Linked DNA regions of Homo sapiens: region 1 is linked to region 2. The links are chromatin contacts, found by Hi-C or POLR2A ChIA-PET in ENCODE. All regions are on one chromosome and are shown on one strand. Each heading gives the region's core, a stretch centred on a gene start or an enhancer-like site at or near the end of the contact. The rest is flanking DNA. Distances are from core to core; before and after follow the strand shown. Region 1 holds the start of CTTN (cortactin). Region 2 has its middle 18 kb from the start of PPFIA1.

Region 1 (2,869 bases), core at 289-2,788, 150 kb before region 2:
ACTCTTCCTTGTTCCTTGAGTATCTGGCGAATACTTCTCTAACCAGAGGAGAAACAGGACTGACTCAGTGCTCTGGAGCCAGTGACTCACCCACACGGTCAAACACGTGAATGGAGACAGGGGCAGGCGGCCAGCCCCTCCTGCGCCACGGCCTTGGGCCCGGCCGGGCTTGAGGGCTGGATCATGCCTGAAGGACCTAGTGGGTGAAGTCCCCCCGACAGAGCCTGCGCAGCCAAGTCAACACTGAGCCCAAAGGGAGCGCATGGGATTCCAGGGAGCGCTCACCGGATGCCTCCGGAGCTTCCTTCAGCAGAAAATGAATTCCTCCCCAAGGGGCCCCAAACGTCCACAGATTCCAGCGGGAGGAAGCCCTGTCCCTTCTCACCCAAGGCCTTCCAGCTTCAGGGATCAGGCATCCCTTAGACTATCCAGGTGATGGAAACGTAACAGAAAGCCCCAAAGCACCGTTCTGGTGATTTTAAACACACCCCGAAGGAGGGACGGTTCCAAATTTAGAGCCTCACGACTAGCTGCAGCCGCGCCTCGCTGCCTCCACTGACCTGATTGCAAAACCTCCGCTCAGGTGCAGGCCGGGCGGATCCCCAGCTGCTCCGCCACGTCCCACAGCGAGCCCCTCAAAGTCGCGCACCCCAACCGCCTTGACCCCGCGGACCCCATCCCTTTTCCCTGCGCCTGGATCCCTTCCCCTGGAGCCCCAATCCCCTCCCCTCGGACCCTATACCTTTCCTCCGAGCCCCGACCCCTTCCCCTCGAACCCCAATTCCCTTCCCTCGGACCCCATCCCAGTAGCTCTGCGCCTGGACCCCTTCCCGTCAGACCCCAATCTCCTCCCCTCGGACCTCATCCCTTTCCCTCTGCACCCAGACACCTCCCTCTCAGACCCCTCGCCCTTTCCTTGAGACCCCCCACACCCACCTTCCTTGGCCCCTCGAACCCCGGCCCCCTCCGCTCAGACCCCCGAACCCCACAGGCCCAGCCCCTCTCCCTCGGGCCCTAATACCCTCCCCCTCGGAGCCCATCCCCCTCTCCTATTCCCTCGGACCCAAGACCCCTCCCAGCCTGGCCCCTCTCCTGCCCTGGAGCCCCCCGGCGCCCAGGGACCCTCCCCTCAGAGCTGATACCCCAATTTGGCCCCTTTCTAACCTTCCTCCGCGGACCCCAGCCCCAAGCCCTCCGTGCCCCCTTGCCCCCTGCCCGGCCTCCTTGGGCCCAGACCCGTCCTCGTGGCCCTCGCGGACCCCCGGCCCTCGCCCTGCCCCGCCCCAGGCCGGGAAAGCCTCGCCACTCTGCCCCGGCCCCCGAAACCGCAAGCGGAAGAGCGGTGAGACCGCTGCGGCCGCCGCTTCCTTCCCCTTTCGCGGCCAGGCGACGCCACAGGAGGGAAGAAGCAGAGCCCGGCCTGCACCCCGGGCGGACGCCGCGCTCGCTCACCGCCGCCTGGGGTCGGTCCGGCCCGGGTCGGCCCTGGATTCCGCCGCGCCAGCCGCTCCCAGGCACCAGGCTCTACTTCCGGTTCCGAGGGCGGGGGCGGGGCCGCATCCGGGTCCCCGCGCGACCCCGCCCCCTGCCCCGCCTCCTCCCGCGTCTTGGCCCGCAAGAGTCCCGGGGGTCCGCCCGCAGCTGGCTAAGCGCTAGCCCGGCCTGTGGCGAGTCTGCAGAGCTCGCCCGGAAGTAGCGTTGCGCGCGCAGAGGATGGGCGCTGAGCAGCACACAGCCCGCGGCGGGGTCTCAGGATCCGCGGCGCTGCCCGGGGCCGGGGGAAGGAAGCCAGCCGAGGAGACGCACGTGCCCTGAGTCCGGGAGCGGGGAGCCTCTTCATCTCTCCATCCTCCCTCCGCGCGCGCCCTCAGCCGTCCTCGTCCGCTCACCATGCACCTCCCCTCCAAGAAAGGGCCACATGCGTGCCAGGGACGCGAGCCCCGGCCACAGGGACATAGCAGCCTAGAAGGTGAGTCAAGCGTTAAACCACATGGGTACTCACCTGGGAAATGAGATAAATGCCAAGAAGTGAGAGTTTCATAACATCGTATTGGGGAGACGGTAGGACCTGAACCCCTGGGAGACCAGAGGTTTCTTTGGGCGATTCACATGTTAGCCAAGATGTGAAGGCCCTATAAGAGTAAACAAGGTAAGGAGGGAAGAATTTTCCAGGCAGGCCAACAGCAGGTTCCAACAGCAGGGCCAACAGAGGTCCCAAGGCAGGAACGGTCTTGCAGCAGGGGAACTGGAGGAGGCTCAGCTCAGCATGGTAGAGGGCTAGTGGTGCAGCGGAGCTGTGGTGTGAGAGGGGCCAGGTCATGCAGAGGCCGATAGAGCACAGCGAAGACCTCGGTCTTTATTCTGGGAGACACGGGAAGTCCTCGGAGGAAGTTAAGCTGATAAGAGACATCATGAAGTTTGGGCCAGGCGCAGTGGCCCACGCCTGTAATCATAACACTTTGGGAGGCTGACATGGGAGGATCGCCTAAGGCCAGGAGTTCGAGACCAGCCTGGTCAGCATAGTGAGACCCTCGCCCCCGCCCGCCATCGCTAAATAAATAAATAAGACATAATGAAGTTTGAATTGTAATGAGATCACTCTGGCTGCTGTGTGGAAGATGGATGGGAGAAGGGCCAGGTAGAGCCTAATGTAGCCAATTCGGGCAGACCGCTGGTGGCAGGTAAGATGGGGAGAAGTGGATAGATGCAAGAGGCATTTAGAAAGCTAAACTGTCAGATGTGAGGATGAATTGGAAGTGCGGGTGGCGGAAGGAAATGTCAGGTGTTGACCATTTTTTTAAAGGTAAAATCATGACCTTCATACACATATAAAATGAACACGTCAAATATTTTATTTAACTCGATAATG
Region 2 (3,216 bases), core at 586-3,085:
TTTTTGGTTTTTTTTGTTTGTTTTTTGAGATGGAGCCTTGCTCTGTCACCCAGTCTGGAGTGCAGTAGTGCGATCTCAGCTCACTGCAACTTCCGCCTCCCAGGTTCAAGTGATTCTCCTGCCTCAGCCTCTCGAGTAGCTGGGATTACAGGCACCCACCACCACACCTGGCTAATTTTTGTATTTTTTGTAGAGATGGGGTTTCATCATGTTGGCCAAGCTGGTCTTGAACTCCTGACCTCAGGTGATCCACCCACCTCAGCCTCCCAGAGTGCTGGGATTACAGGCATGAGCCACTGCGCCCAGCCTTTATTTGCTTCCTTGAAGCGTTTTCCAATGATATAGATCTCACGAATCAGATTCTCTGCAGATGATGCCATATTTCCCGAGAGACCGAGCAATCGCAGTGTTATCTGTCAGGGTAAATCCCTATTTTCACATGATATTTTTCACTGTCATGCCTTAAAGATTACTGGAGAGTCATTCCCTTACGCCATATGTGTCATTTTTGTTGTTGTTTTGAGGCAGAGTCTTGCTCTGTCACCCGGGCTGGTGTGCAGTGGTGCAATGATGGCTCACTGCAGCCTTGAACTCCTGGGCTCAAGCAATCCTCCCATCTCAGCCTCCCAAGTAGCTGGGACCAGGGGCACATGCCACCGCACCCAGCTAATTTTTGTATTTTTAGTGGAAACGGGGTTTCACCCTGTTGCCCAGGCTGGTCTCAAACTCCTGGGCTCAAGCGATGCACCTGTCTCGGCCTCCCAAAGTGCTGGGGTTACAGGCGTGAGCCACTGCGCCCGGCTGGAGTTGTAGGTTGTTAGCCACAGTTTGCTTTCACATGTAGCGGGTATCGGGTTCTTGATCCTGGCTGTTGTCTTTCCACGGCCTTGTGTTCACACTGTGTTCGGAAAGGAAGCTGTGGTCTTACAGGTCTTCACACATCAGTGCTTTATGTGCGCCTTACAGATCTTCACGGATCTGTGCTTTATGTTGCAGGAGGTCAGTAGGTTTAGGTTGGTTGGGTCTCTTCAAATGTGAAAAGTCCCCACATATCAGCCAGGCACAGGGGCTCACACCTGTAATTCCAGCATTTTGGGAGGCTGAGGCAGGCAGATCACCTGAGGTGAAGAGTTTGAGATCAGCCTGGCTAATATGGTGAAACTCCATCTCTACTAAAAATACAAAAATTAGCTGGGCTTGCTGGCGGGCACCTGTAATCCCACCTACTCGGGAGGCTGAGGTTGGGGAATCGCTTGAACGCCGGAGGCAGAGATTGCAGTGAGCGGAGATTGTGCCATTGTACTCCAGCCTGGGCGACACAGTGAAACTATGTCTCAAAAAAAAAAAAAAAAACAGAAAAAGTCACCACATATCAAGGAAACGTGTCCCATGAATGGGGCCTTAAGAGCCTGCTCTTTCATGCTGCATGAGTCCCCTGGCCCCCAGCCCGCCCTCCTCATCTCCCCTCAACCCAACGGCCTAGGACCCCACTGATGCCTCAGGGCCTGGAAGCCTCTCCCGCCACACCTTCTCCTGGTCCTGGGATGGCGAAATGACTGCTCACAATGTGGCCAGGATGGATGGAGGACATCATATTGTTCCTCTAGCCCAGTATTCTGAGAACCCGCTGGCTGTGATTCAGAATAAAGGAGAAATGAGGCCTGTTTCTTGGGCAGTGGAGGTGGGGATTTTTTTTTCTTTTTAATTTGGATTGAAGTTTTTAGCTGTGAGTAATGGTTGGCTTGTGCCAGAGAAGGCGGCACCTGTGCACAAGGATGGAGCCCAGAAGGCCTGAGCCTGGGGTTTAGGAGCCGCTGGGAGAGGCGGAGCTGCAGAAAGGAGCCACGGAGCTCCTGGGAGAGTGGGGCCCGCGTCGTCTCAAGCCAGCAGCCAACACCACCCCCGAGATGGCTCCAGCTGGGACACAAAAGGAACCCATGGTTGTGCCGGGAAGTGTTGCCACAGCAGATTTCCAAGAACTGATTCTCAAAGAGAAGCCAGGCAGGGCTCCCAGCCCTGGCTCTGGGAACGCACAGACTGGGGGCTCCTAAACCCCTGAGCGCCACAGCCTCCCCGGGGAAGCCGGACCCTGTTAGCTCGTTGCACTCGATGGCTCCAGGCTTTTCACATGGGCGGAATGGAATGAACACGTGTGGGAATCATGACGAGGATTCCCAAGCCGCTTCCCAACATGGTAAAGTTGTAGGGTAGAACATTCCCACTGCAGACAAAGGCGTTCCTCACCCAAGCCTGAGCACACAGATGGTTAGAAATAGCCCAGGGCCACGTGGTGGGGGGGGGGGGGGGGCGCCTGTAGTCCCAGGAGACCAGGCAGGAGAATCGCTTGAACCTGGGAGGTGGAGATTGCAGTGAGCCGAGATCATGCCACTGCACTCCAGCCCGGGCAGCAGAGGGAGATTCCATCTCAAAAAAAAAAAAAAGAAAGAAAGAAAAAAAAGAAAAAAGAAAGAAAAAAAGTAGCTCAGGGCCGAAGTAGAGTGGGAGAAGGGCCCAAGGGCAGGGGTGGCCTTGGGGTCAGGAGGCAGGACTTTCATCGTACTGCAAGCAGGGCCAGAGAGGCAGTCTATCCACGTGCCTCCATCTGTGTGTACTCCTGTCTCGGTCTCCAGCACGAAGCAGGTGCTTGGCCATCATTTTGGGGAAACTACTGCCCATGGGGGCCTCCTAGGTTCCCAGCCAAGGTGTCTGAGCAGCTGTTTGCTTTGTGCTCTCGGCTCTATAGGCCAAGCAGGCTAAATCCACTTGAACTACAGTAATTCCTTCCTCCTGTGCTGGCTGGACACCTCACTGTGACACAGCACACCCTGCGGTCTCCTTTGGACTAGGCAAAGAAGGGTCCAGATCACCGCACAGGACCTTGTTCATTTAGGTGACAATGATCTCTTGAGGGTCTACAAAGGAAGAACTGGGAAGGCAGTATCTGGGGAGAACGTGAGCCTTAAACACAAACGACACCCATGATTTCCTTCATTACTAGGTGAGACGTGCCCCACAGAACAAGGACAGGGTGCAAGGAGAGCTGACAACTGGGGCGAACCACACTGCAAGCACTGAGCTAGTCTGATGGGGGAGGGCGGTGGGCAAGTGGGCTCTGTGATGGCAGCGCAAGAGGGAAGACCCGGCCCCCACTCTCATTCTTAGCTGCATCCTGGCAAACTCAGGCCATAGTCCAGAGGCCCCTTTCCTCCATCCTAC

The links. Hi-C counts contacts between places; a loop is a spot of excess contacts on that map. ChIA-PET counts read pairs that join two places held with the same protein, here RNA polymerase II (POLR2A). Pooled maps may share reads with other maps.
Region 1: a pooled map shows a loop between it and region 2 (3-fold over the local background). The contact joins the promoter of CTTN here to the enhancer-like site in region 2. A Hi-C loop is called at or near these places in 1 of 168 maps with a recorded cell type or tissue (dorsolateral prefrontal cortex) and 2 of 50 pooled maps. POLR2A ChIA-PET finds 5 or more read pairs at or near these places in 2 of 52 experiments (AG04449 and WTC11).

The regions. Positions count from the first base shown.
Region 1 is chr11:70,397,198-70,400,066 of GRCh38, reverse strand. It overlaps CTTN (cortactin), which reads right to left and starts at 1,538. Exons shown (of 18, transcript NM_005231.4): 1 at 1,453-1,538. It overlaps CTTN-DT (CTTN divergent transcript), which reads left to right and starts at 1,605. Exons shown (of 3, transcript NR_186321.1): 1 at 1,605-1,969. RefSeq lists silencers at 612-681, 1,263-1,772, 1,873-1,922 and an enhancer at 2,173-2,242.
Region 2 is chr11:70,250,695-70,253,910 of GRCh38, reverse strand. No RefSeq gene overlaps it. Among named protein-coding and RNA genes, the nearest start is that of PPFIA1, 18 kb to the left of the region's middle. Within about 2 kb of position 1,835, at least 3 of the 41 ENCODE cell types and tissues checked have a DNase peak (open chromatin) inside an H3K27ac peak, as active enhancers do; they include dorsolateral prefrontal cortex, where a contact is called at or near this core.